2 separate regions of the Homo sapiens genome follow, and region 2 is linked to region 1. The links are chromatin contacts, found by Hi-C or POLR2A ChIA-PET in ENCODE. All regions are on one chromosome and are shown on one strand. The core of a region is the stretch at or near the end of the contact, and the rest is flanking DNA. Distances in the headings are between cores, read along the strand shown.

Evidence for each region. Hi-C counts contacts between places; a loop is a spot of excess contacts on that map. ChIA-PET counts read pairs that join two places held with the same protein, here RNA polymerase II (POLR2A). Pooled maps may share reads with other maps.
Region 2: a map of HepG2 shows a loop between it and region 1 (2.0-fold over the local background). The contact joins two enhancer-like sites. A Hi-C loop is called at or near these places in 2 of 168 maps with a recorded cell type or tissue (CD4-positive, alpha-beta memory T cell and HepG2) and 1 of 50 pooled maps. POLR2A ChIA-PET finds 5 or more read pairs at or near these places in 11 of 52 experiments (AG04450, B cell, GM12878 and 8 more).

Annotation. Positions count from the first base shown.
Region 1 is chr12:96,216,216-96,222,378 of GRCh38, forward strand. All of the region lies in intron 1 of ELK3 (ETS transcription factor ELK3), which reads left to right. Among named protein-coding and RNA genes, the nearest start is that of ELK3, 25 kb to the left of the region's middle. Within about 2 kb of position 3,181, at least 12 of the 41 ENCODE cell types and tissues checked have a DNase peak (open chromatin) inside an H3K27ac peak, as active enhancers do; they include endothelial cell of umbilical vein, where a contact is called at or near this core.
Region 2 is chr12:96,259,975-96,266,137 of GRCh38, forward strand. All of the region lies in intron 4 of ELK3 (ETS transcription factor ELK3), which reads left to right. Among named protein-coding and RNA genes, the nearest start is that of ELK3, 69 kb to the left of the region's middle. Within about 2 kb of position 3,702, at least 6 of the 41 ENCODE cell types and tissues checked have a DNase peak (open chromatin) inside an H3K27ac peak, as active enhancers do; they include endothelial cell of umbilical vein, where a contact is called at or near this core.

The DNA of each region.
Region 1 (6,163 bases), core at 1,931-4,430:
CTCATGTACTTGACTCTCCTTCCTGCTCCAGAGAAACCACATAGATGGGAGCCGAATGTACCCCAGGGAAGGAGAGAGCCCCAGGGACCCTCTTTGCTGAGGTCACACAGCTTGGAGGCCTCAGGGTCAGCATTTAAACCAGTGTTTGTTAAGCTGGAGTCGGAGAATCAGTGCCCTAGCATCTGAGTTTTCTGCAAGCATTTACGATTTTTTGTGCTTTCATATTTGATGATAGACTACAAAACAGAAGCATACTCCAAGTCACCTTATAAACCACAGTCGCCATGTGGCTGAAGAGTCTCCCTGGATTTCAGTGCCTGTGTGGGGCTCATTGCCTAATGGACAAAGAGCCCAGGTGGGTGCTGTAGCTACACAATGCCTTCTAGCCTGGTGAAGGCCATGTGACTCCACAGCAAGCTCTGTGAGGAGGATTCCCTGTAGCTTAAAAGGTAATTGTAGTTAACATTTAAATAGCACTTACTTTGCCCCAGGTGTAGTTTAAGTGCATTATTAGTAACTTCTGTAACTCTTACAACAACCCTGTATGATATGATACTTTTATCATATCAGTCCCATTTTACCTATGAGGATACTGAGGCACAGAAAGGTTAAGTAACTTCCCCAAAGTCCCACAACCAGACAGGACGAGTCTTTGCTGTTGAACCCAGAGAGTCAGGTGCCAGAATCTGCGCTTACCTTCCAAATAGACAAAAGTGCTTCACTAGCACCTGCTTTGAGTTATAGAAAATAGCTAAACAGCTGGATGCGATGGCTCATGCCTGTAATCCCAGCACTTTGAGAGGCTGAGGCAGGAGAGTTGCTTCAGGCCAGGAGTTGGAGACTCCTGAGCAACATACAGAGATGGTCTCCACAAAAAATTAAGAAATGAGCAGGGCGTGGTGGCACATACCTGTAGCCCAAGCTACTTGGGAGCTAGAGATGGGAGGATTGTTTGACCCCAGGAGGCTGAGGCTGCAGTGAGCCAAGATCGTGCCACTGCACTCCAGCCTGGCTGACAGAGTGAGACCTAGTCGAAAAGAAAAGAATTATGCTTCAGTGAAAAACTGCATTCTTGACTCTAGAGAAGACTCCCTCCGGATGATGTGATTCTGATTTTTTGGAAGGTATTTTACAACGTTGTTGACTATAGGTAACTGATCATGAAATAATTCTCGTCTATAGACAGCCAAATTCTGTCTTACAGAGTGCCATTGACTCCCACCCCTAGTTTTGCCTCCATTTAAGCATTTATTTCAATGTTCTTCTTCTATAAATGCCTCTATTATTCAGATGCTTTTTTGAACTCATTATAACGTCTGCCTGGTTCCCTACTGAATTATGAGTGAAATAAAATCTCGAACGTGTTCATTTTGATATCTGTATGAGAGCCATGATTTAACCCTCTTTTGAAAATTATTTTTTAACAAACCAATTCCTCAGCTGGGCACAGTGGCTCACACCTGTAATCCCAGCACTTTGGGAGGCCGAGGCGGGCAGATCACCTGAGGTCAGGAGATCGAGACCATCTTGGCCAACATGGTGAAACCCTGTCTCCACTAAAAATACAAAAAAATTAGCTGGGCGTGGTGGTGCGCACCTGTGGTCCCAGCTACTTGGAAGGCTGAGGCAGGAGAATCGCTTGAACCCGGGAGGCAGAGGTTGCAGTGAGCCGAGATCGCACCACTGCACTCCAGCCTGAGGGACAAAGAGAGACGCCGTCTCAAAAAAAAAAAAAAAAAAAATCATTTGTCAACACTGAGAACGAAAATCACTTTTCCTCCTCCTCCTTTAAAGGAGGTATGCATATGATTCACGTTTGACAAGCTGCTCTAAATCATCTAACTTCACTCTACCATGGCAGATCACAGCTCTGCATTACAAAGGGAAAGGAGTTGGGGCAAGTAACAGGTGGTTTTGCCCTCTGGAGTAGGAGTGGGTGGACCTCAGCCCCCTGTGACCATGGTCCTGGTCAGTGCTGGTAGAAATGGTGAGAGACCAGCCAGAGACGGGAAGGCCCTGCAGGCTGCAAGGTTGAGGTGAGGTCAGAGGAATCCAGAAAGTATCAGATGTGAAGGGGGCACCTCTTCCTGTAAGAGCAGCAATGCCTTTAAAAGCAGACTGATGGGCCTCAGTATGAAAGCACAGAGTTCGATTCTGCAAAAAGAATGGCATTAAAATACCTGATAAAATTTTGTACATTCAAAATAAGGTCTGATAAGGACGGGAATAATAGACTGGGGACTCCAAAAGTGGGGAGAGAGGGAGGGAGTGAGGGCTGCCAGATTACCTGTTGGGTGCAGTGTTCGCTATTTGGGTGGTGGGTATGCTAGAAGCCCAATCCCCGCCATTATGCAGTATACCCATGTAACAAACATGCATGTATACCCCCTGAATCTTAAAAAAGTGGGGGTCTAGGCAGGGGAAAGATAAGCATTTTTTTTTTTTTTTTTTGAGACAGAGTCTCGCTCTGTCACCTAGGCTGGAGTGTAGTGGCGCGATCTTGCCTCACTGCAAGCTCCACCTCCTGGGTTCACGCCATTCTCCTGCCTTAGCCTCCCGAGTAGCTGGGACCACAGGCGCCCGCCACCACGCCTGGCTAATTTTTTGTATTTTTAGTAGAGACAGGGTTTCACTGTGTTAGCCGGGATGGTCTCGATCTCCTGACCTTGTGATCCGCCCGCCTCGGCCTCGCAAAGTGCTGGGATTACAGGCGTGAGCCACCGCGCCCGGCCAAGATAAGCATTTTCTCATTAGATAAAGGGAATTTTAAAAAAAAGATTTCTAGCATGCCTTTTATGTGTTCTACATTTTTGAAGCTCAGAGTGGTGGGAAATCAGCTAAGTAAAGTTAGGCAGATGAAACATTTTAACTTAGAGCAGGCCTCCATGTGCATAATAATCTATCAAACATAAATCTCAAGTACCACCACTTTTTCAATTGTTGATTTAATAAAAGCCACAGTGTACTGTCTGAATTACTCACATTCCTTAAAGTGGCATCCAGATAAATGGGCTTTATTGTACCTGCCTGTTAAGACATTGGACTTCATTAAGGATTCTAGGTATCAAGGAATTAATTTAGAAAAAAAAATCGTTTAAATTTTTTTTCCGGTGAGAGAGATACTCATATAGATGAGTTTACGAAAATCTGTAGTGTTAGCGGTTATTGGAAGGGCGTACCTCCCAGCATGATGGTACAAAGTCTGTGTTTTCCAACACCCCAGAGGGCAAAATTTCCAACTGGCAGAGGCGCAGTGGAATGTACAGTGTGATTGTATGTGAAAATAGTTGTGTAAATTATGAAACTTGATCTCATAGTTAAACTACGTCGAGTGGAACGAAAACAATATGGAGAGCGCTGTGGCAGCTGGTGGCCCACTGCCCACCTGTCCCCCTACCCAAACCTCTGCCACAGACAACCACGCATTTTCATCATGCAGATGGCTCTGGCCAGAGAGGATGGTGGGTCCCAGAGCTGCCTGGGGGCTCCACGATACCCCAGAGTGACTTCTGAGCGTAGACAGGAGTGACTGATCTTTGTAGATGCAATGATAAGCTCACAGGAAAGTAGTTTTTCGACTTAGCTCTGAGTAATGTCTGGCTGCGATTTCCACCGGGAAGGCTACATGACTGCCCAGTCATCGAAACTGGTGGATCCACCAGGTTGAAGGAGTGGCTCAAGAGAGCGCGAGAAGAGGAGAACGAGGCCCTCAGCACGGGGCGAGGCTGGGCATGCCTCAGACAGGAGAGGCTGGAGCCCTTAGTCACCTCCGCCGGAGCAGTGTTGCGCATAGCAACCCCTCTGAGTAATCCTCTGATGATCCCCTGTGCCTGCAGCTGCCACCCAAGCTCTGCAGCTTGGTTGAACTGTGGGGGCATTTCTGTGATTCCTAGTGAACAGCTCTTGCCTTCTCTAGGCGAGTTCCTTTATTCCAGAAATCTGGGAGGCCCTGAAGCAGTAGGTCCCCATCCCCACCACTGCTCCTCTGCCTGTTCCCTTTCTACTCTTTCACCTGTCCTTTTTGTCCTTTTTCTTTCTTTCTCTCCTTCTACCTTTGCCTGAGGTTATGGCCATAGCACCCATGGCTGCCACTTAGCCCATGTGTGGCCTCTGAGTAAAAATGTGATCAGCCGATCCCTCCACACCTAGTAGCATACTTTTTCGTGATTTTTTTTTTTTTTTTTTTTTTGAGATGGAGTTTCGCTCTTGTTGTCCAGGCTGGAGTGCAGTGGCGCGATCTTGGCTTACTGCAACCTCTGCCTCCTGGGTTCAAGCTATTCTCCTGCCTCAGCCTCCCAAGTAGCTGTGATTATAAGCGCGGGCCACCACGCCCAGCTGGTTTTTTGTATTTTTAGTAGAGATGGGATTTCATCATGTTGGCCAGGCTGGTCTTGAACTCCTCCTGACCTCAGGTAATCCACCTGCCTCAGCCTCCCAAAGTGCTGGGATTACAGGCGTGAGCCACCACAGCCGGCCTTTCTCATGATTTTGAACACAAGCTCTAGAGCATAAAGATAACAGCACCCCAGCAAAGGGAGAATTTTTTTTTTAAACAAAGACATCATGTATTTTAATAGTCAGCTTTTGCTGCAGTGGTGCTGTGTAACCAGTTGCCCCAAGATCACTGGCTTACAGTGGCATTTATTTTTCTCACAAGTCAGTGTCACGGATGCTGCTTCAGATGATGGGCGGGTGGGGCTTGGCTTCGGACTTTGGGTTGAGTTCAGGTCACCTCCATGTGTCTCATTCTGGGGCAGCAGCTTCCTGGCAGCATAGCACAGGAGGAAAAGTGCCAACTTATGATGCCTCCAAGACCCCAACTCGGCAATGGGATGCTGTCACTTTCCCGTGTCAGTCTCCTGGCCAAATGCAATCACATGGCAAAGCCCCAATGTCAGCACTCCTCCCACAGCCACTCCAGTGCAGGGCTACACAGTCACCTAAGGAGAGGGCAGTTGAGAACATTTAACAAGTCTGCCATATGGGTTCTCATAAGTCATGCCCAGAACATGGTCTCTGACACATGGGGTTGGATTGCAATGAAAAGTGATTCTGTGATGCACAAGAAGCTCCGAGGAGGCCAGGCAGGTGGAAATGCTAAGTGTAGTAAAATACATGGATAGATGTTTCTGCTGCCCTCCTGTCCCATTCGGAACGTGATGTCAGTTAAAAGTGGGGGGTGGCGGTGGCCGACCACTTTCCCACCTGGCATGTGAGCAGAGGCCCCACAGTCCCTTCCCTGCAGACCTCCAAACCCACCGGCAGCCTTCTGCCCTCAGGAGCAGATTCATCTGAGCAGGCACTTAAAGTTTCAAAGATATGTTAAAGCTGACTGACTGACATGTTTGGCCAAGAAAATCTCAAGAATTTGCGACAACTGTTAGCCGTTCTTAGTGCCAGTGAAGAGAAGAAAGTTGTGGCTCATATCCAAGTCATCAGAAGGGTGGTTCATAGGAGGAGTTGGGACTCGTCAGCTGCCATGCATCCCAGCAAAGTGGGGGCTTGCAAGATTTGTGAGATGCAGAGGTGGTTTTGACCCAGCAGTGAAATGACTGTCTTACAGACCATTGTGGTTAATACTGATTTCTGTAAAGAATATCCCCTTTAAAGAGCCCTAAATAAAATGCCCTGTGGGTAATTGGAGAGCACTCCTAGTCTACTTTCCTTTAATTGAGAGGAGTTGTGGGGTTGACAATATTGGTACAAATAACCCTCCCCAAGGCAATTATTCTGGCTTCCAGGTCTCCCAGAGCTGCCCCCTGGGTTGCGGTCACTCCAGGTTCAGTCCCCTGCCCCCCGCCCACCAGGACTTCAGTGTCTCCCTCCTATCCAAGGGGATGATCCCTAGCTCTCTGTGCCACTCACAACAGTTGATCCGTGGCAAAGCTTTTGAGGCCAGTCTAACCACCTTTTTTTAAATGTAATGAGGATTGATAACACAAATGGATTATTATTATTATTACTACTTAGAATCAATACCTATTGTCATGAAAGTCCTCAAAGGCCTGAAATTGAGAAACTGCCCAGGAGTGGGGAAAAACTTCCTTGAGAAGGCCCTATTTGAGCTGGGTCACAATGGATGAGAAAGAGTTCACCAGGCTCCAAAGCTAAGGAACAGCATTTTAGCCAGAAGAAATAGCATTTAAAAAGTTCACACCAGAGT
Region 2 (6,163 bases), core at 2,452-4,951, 44 kb after region 1:
GGGGTTCATGTTAGTGGGGTTGCACGCCCTTCAGAGGCAGACATTTTCATTGAGGCAGAAATTGCAGACTCATGCCAGACACCCATACGTGGAACAATTAGTTCTTAAAGTGTTTTGCATATTTTCATTTGTCTATGAAAACAGGAAATTTATTAAGGAAAAGGCAAAACTTTAAGAATTATTCTTTAGGCCAGTGTGATGGCTCACACCTGTAATCCCAGCACTTTGGGAGGTTGAGGGTGGGAGGATTGTTTGAGCCCAGGAGTTTGAGACCAGCCTGGGCAACACAGCAAGACCCCATCTATATTTAAAATAAAATGAAAATAAATATTATTATTTATAAAAGTCCACAAAAGACTTTAAAATATTAATCCTCCTAGTTAATGTAGCAACTTGTTTGACATAAAGTGAAAATAAAAATAGTGAACAATTTCCCCATCCTGGGATAGAAAAATTACTTGCATCATTTTATGAATCATCATTAAGTTCTCCTTGTTCTGTAATGAAAAAGGAGAATCCAGGGCATTTGGTTAAAAAATAATGAAGACTTAGCTGCTTTATCTTATAGAACTCTCCATACTAGGCGAGCACCTTCATTATTCATTCACACACCAGAATCTTGCAGGACCGTCACTTGCTATCATGGAGAAATCAGTATTTCCTCCTTGAGACCCATAGATCATTACTCACTGATTAAGGTGTTACTGTTTGAATATGTTGAGTGCAGGTGGAAAGAATCCTAGGGACAGGACTGAAGAAAAGGTGGACCCAGTGCAAACTCCCTCTTTCCCAAATTCTAGCTTTTCTCATCGTCCCTGCCTGTATCCTGTGCCCCACAGTGTGGCTTACCCCAAGTTAGTTGCAGCTCTTTGGATACCATTTCATCTAGCACGTGGCACTTTGTATTATGATTGCCTGTTGATCTGGCAATCTTTCTCACTAAACTATGGGCCCTCGAGACCAGAATGGAATCCTGTTCACTGTGGTGTCCCCAGCATCTGGCACATGGCTTGGTACACAAGTGAGGCTCAGTAATAATTGACTGTCTAAATGAATTCACAAAGAGAAGTCTGAGAAAGGCCAGTATTAATAGCAAGTCTTCATGATCATCTGAGCTGGTCATTTTGCTTGTCAAGGTTAATGTCTGCTGAGTACCTCCTCTGTGCCAGGAGCTGTACATGCTGGGATTCAGGGTCTCTTTGTAAGGGTGGAGCTAAAGAGGTTTTGATTGCCATCTTGCTTCTTTGGTTTCCTAGTGGAGTTAGGGTAGGGTGTCATGAAGTGACCATATCCTTGGAGTAATTGGGTTTCTATCTCTTTCACAGCCCTTATTCCCATCACAACAACTTGAGCTATAGTCATGTTGATTTTTAACAATTTCAGCTTGGGTAGGAAAAGAGAAACTAGAAATAGCAAAAAGCAATGAGCAAATGTTGTATTAGGAAAGTTTAAAATTAGGAATACTAATCTTTTGGTGGAGAGATAAAAACACCTCATTTCCTGAAAGTCTTAAGATTAGAGCAGCAGAATTCTAAAATTAATAGAATAGAAAGAAATTGTTTGGTTACAGTAAACTCCATGGCAGTAGGGATTGTTATACTACTCTAATCCTAGAATCTAACACAGAGCTTCTGTAGAGTTCAGTAGGTATTTGTGAATAATAAGTGGCCTCTCATTTCTCTCCTTACTGGGAATTCTGCCACCTGATTGGTGCAGGCCTTGGCAACCTCCTAGGAAAGCAATGGAGCACTATTGGCTGGGGGTTCTTTGGGATTCCTTGTCTTAGATACCTTTTCCAGCCCAACACTCCCAACAGGAAATGATGGTTCATGTCTACAGTGATTCGACACGTTATCAGGATCTCTGGGAGTTGGGATACGTGCATCCGCTCGTTTCTTCAGTCCTCAGTCACTACTGTAGACCAATGGTTCTCAAAGTTAGCATGCAAAATAATCTCCTAGAGGGTGAGTTAAAATAAAGATTGCAGGGCCCCACTCCCAGAGTTTCTGACTCAGTAGGTCTGGGATAGGGCCTGATAAAAACTTTTTTTTTTTTTTTTTTTGAGACAGAGTCTCACTCTGTTGCCCAGGCTGGAGTGCAGTGGTGTGATCTCTGCTCACTGCAATTTCCACCTCCTGGGTCCAAGTGATTCTCTTGCTTCAGCATCCCAAATAGCTAGGACTACAGGCGTGTACCACCACACACAGTTAATTTTTGTATTTTTAGTAGAGATGGAGTTTTGCCATGTTGGCCAGGCTGGTCCCAAACTCCTGACCTCAAGTGACCTGCCTGCCTTGGTCTCCCAAATTGCTGCGATTACAGGTGTAAGCCACCGTGCCTGGCCCAAAAACATTTTTGTCATGTTCCTAGTGATACTACCCAGTCTAGGAACCAATTTGAGAAGCACTGCAGACCAGAGGTTCCTAGTTTATATTTAGAATTCTGCATCAGAAATTACTGCATTTAAAGGCTACCTGCTTAGAGTTTTAATTTCACCAAGTGGACCTGTTCTCTTTCCTGAAGCCATTCAGAATACAACCCTTGAAAAAAAAGACAAGCTGGTATTCCGGATGGCTGACAGGTTGTATGGCCTTGGGCTCTCTTTTTGTGGCTGGATCCAGGAGACTAAGGAAAAACAATTTTTTGCCTTTTAAAATATTATTAGTCTTCCTGTGAAAAGAGCAACTGAGTATGGCAAAAGTTGAAAATAGCAATTTTGAGAACGGTAAACAACAAAATATGGTAGAGGAATAACTTTCTGATTTTTAAAACTAGATGTTACAATTGATACATATTCAGAATTCAGATTACTATCAGCAGTGCCTCTTATTTTTTTAAGAACTTTTTTTTTTTTTTAAATTTAGAGACGGGGTCTCATTATGTTGTCCAGGCTGGTCTTGAACTCCTGGGTTCAAGTAGTCCTCCACTTCAGCCTCTGGAGTAGCTGGGACTACAGGCATACCACCACGCTGGCCAACATCCCTTTTAAACTGATGAAAATAATTTTCTTTCAAAATAACAACAAACCTCTTTCATGTACGCTATAGATGTAATGAAGGAAGAAAAAAATAGATTTGGCTTACACATTTTAAATGATGCTGGCAAGTTTCCTATTACCATGATTGGAAAGGTTGATCAGAATCCTTGGGGTAATAGTTGAACAGCTGAAGCATTTTTGTACAGAAGGGCCCCTAATATGATTACTATAGCAGGTTATAGCAGATATGAAAGAATTCCAAGGAAGGAGAGAGAAGACGCCTTTCTGGAAGAGGTATGCTTTAAAATTGAGAAATGTTTAGGTAAGGAGAGAGGCACCGAAGACATTGTGCTAAATGTAAACAAAGAACCTTGATTTATATAAATAAAGTGAACTCGGTTTTTCTTGGACAGTTTATTATTTTCTTCTTGTCTAAGGATGTCTGTTCCATGACTTTTGAAACAGATTTTGTTCCAATGTGGAATATACCTAGTAGGAATAGGTATGTCTTGAAACAAGGTAGAGCTAATTAAGTTTTCAATTAAGAATGTGTGCTGTAATTTTTAGTTCAACAAATCTAACCCCAGCAAATATTTGCAATGCTCTGCGACAAGGACTGTAGGGACAGAGAATATGTGAATAGTGGATGAGTAAACAAACTGCTGCAGAAAGTAAGGGGCAGACGCGCTTTTTCCAGCTGGCCACTGGACAGGCTCCAAGGAAGCAGTGGCGCCTCAGCTGGGAGGAAGGGACAGGATTTCGATCGAGTACATTTAGATGAATAGAGCCGAATGACGGGGACGTGAGAGTCTGTTCAGGAAGGGACCAGGTGATAGGAGATAAGGTTGGAAACGCAGCTGTGGGCCTTGAATATAGGCTTAGGAATTTCTCTCTTTATCTGTTAAATGTTTACGCTTTTTAAGCTGGAGGTAGGAGGATGAGATCTCTGTTTTAGAGAACAATCACTGATATTAGTGTGGAGGAAGAACTGAAGAGAAAGTGGAAGGAACAGGAAGATAAGAGGAAATTTTTATTTTTATTTTTTGAGATGAGCTCGCTGTGCTGCCCAGGCTGGAGTGCGGTGGCACAATCTCGGCTCACTGCAACCTCTGCCTCCTGGGCTCAAGCGATCCTCCCACCTCAGCCTCTCAAGTAGCTGGGACTACAACTACAGGCATATGCCACCAAGCCTGGCTAAGTTTTGAAATTTTTTTGTAGAAACGAGGTCTCACTATATTGCTCAGGCTGGTTTTGAACTCCTGGGCTCGAGCAGTCCTCCTGCTTTAGCTTCCTAGGAAGGGCTAGGATTACAGGTGTCAACGACCATACCTGGCTAGAGGAAATGATACTACAAATATTGAAGGGAGAATCATCTTTGAGATTAAAACAGTGGACACAGGATATAATTAGAAGACATTTTAGAGGTGAGCTCAAGAGAGGCAGACTTTGAGCTGGGTCTGAGGGGTAAAGTAGGTATTGAAAATTAAGTAGAAGCAAAGATTACTAAGTGATTAACATACTGGAAATGCTACTAAATAACAATAGTTAAGGCCGGGCATGGTGGTTCATGCCTGTAATCCCAGCACTTTGGGAGGGTGACATGGGTGGATCACTTGAGCCCAAGAGTTCGAGACCATCAGGGGCAACATAGCAAGACCCTGTCTCTCCAAAAAAAATACAAAAATTGGCCACGTGTGCTGGCGTGTGCCTGTGGTCCCAACTACTAGGGAGGCTGAGGTGGCAGCACTGCTTGAGCCCTGGAGGTTGAGGCTGTAGTGAGCCATGAGCATGCCACTGCACTCAAACCTGGGCGACAGAGTGATCCTGTCTGAAAAAATAAAGATAAAACATAACAATAGTTAACATTTATTGATGATTGATGACTTATTGTGTGCAAGACGTTGTTCTTAGCACTTTTGGTGGCTTCTCATTTAATACTCCCAGTAATTCTATTTTAGAGATAAGAAACTAAGGCACAGGGATATTGGCTAGTTTATTCAAGATAACACACTCGTAAGTGGTGGAGCCCTGACTCAAGTTTTAAGTTTGTGGTCCCAGCCACCATTCTCACTGACTTGGAGTAAGCAATGGAAGAAGGGCGAGTTTTGTGGGAAAGAGGCATTGGTTGGAGATGTCTAAAATGGAAATGGTTGTCAAGTCCAAGCATGGTACTGGAGAAAAGGTGGCTGGGGACAAAAGTTTGGGAAACGTTGCAGTTTAAAATAGGGGAGTGTCATGGGAGAAGAGCCTAATAAAGATGACTAAAAAAATGTTAGAAAAGCCAGGCTAATCAAGAGAAACTATGTCCATTGAGTATACAGAAATAATAAGGGCAGAAATCAGTAATTTATTTTGCAAAACAGATGAATACCAAAACTGATTCTCTTGAAAACACCAATAAGGTACACCAAAGAGAGAGAAGATGCAAATAAACAAAAAGAATGAAAATGCAGGCTGGGCACAGTGGCTGACATCTGCAATCCCAGCACTTTGGGAGGCTGAGGCAGGCCAGTTGCTTGAGCTCAGGAGTTCCAGACCAGCCTGGGCAACATGGTGAAACCTCGTATTTACCAAACATACAAAAATTAGCTAGGCATGGTGGCATCCACCTGTAGTCCCAGCTACTTAGGAGGCTGAAGTGGGAGGATGGCTGGGAGGTGGAGGTTGCAGTGAGCCAATATTGCATCACTATGCTCCAGCCTGGGTGACAGAGCCAGACCCTATCTCTAAATAAAATAAATAAATAAATGAAAATTTAAAATCTGTTCATCTTCCCATGTTCACTCTAACTCAATGGGAAGAGTGGTTAGTAGCACGGACCTTTTAAACAAGAGTATAAACTATATGTGCATAGATTTGATAATGCAGTTGAAGTGAATACAATTCTAGAAAAAGTTAAAATTCTAAAGTTCCAGAAAAGAAACAAAAACCTTGAATATGCCAATAATCATTAAAGAAATTAAAACAGTAATTAAAGATACCCCCTAACTCCTACCAAAATAAAAAGTTGTAAAATGTTGGTACAGAAAGATTTGTTTAAAACTTGGCTGTGTTGCTTATTAGCTGTGTGACCTTTAGCCAACAGAACTTATTTGAAATCTGTTTTCTCATCTGTAAAATGGGGACAACAAAACTTACGTTACAGCTCCTAGGTATCAAATGAAATGACAAGCCTTGATAAACTCT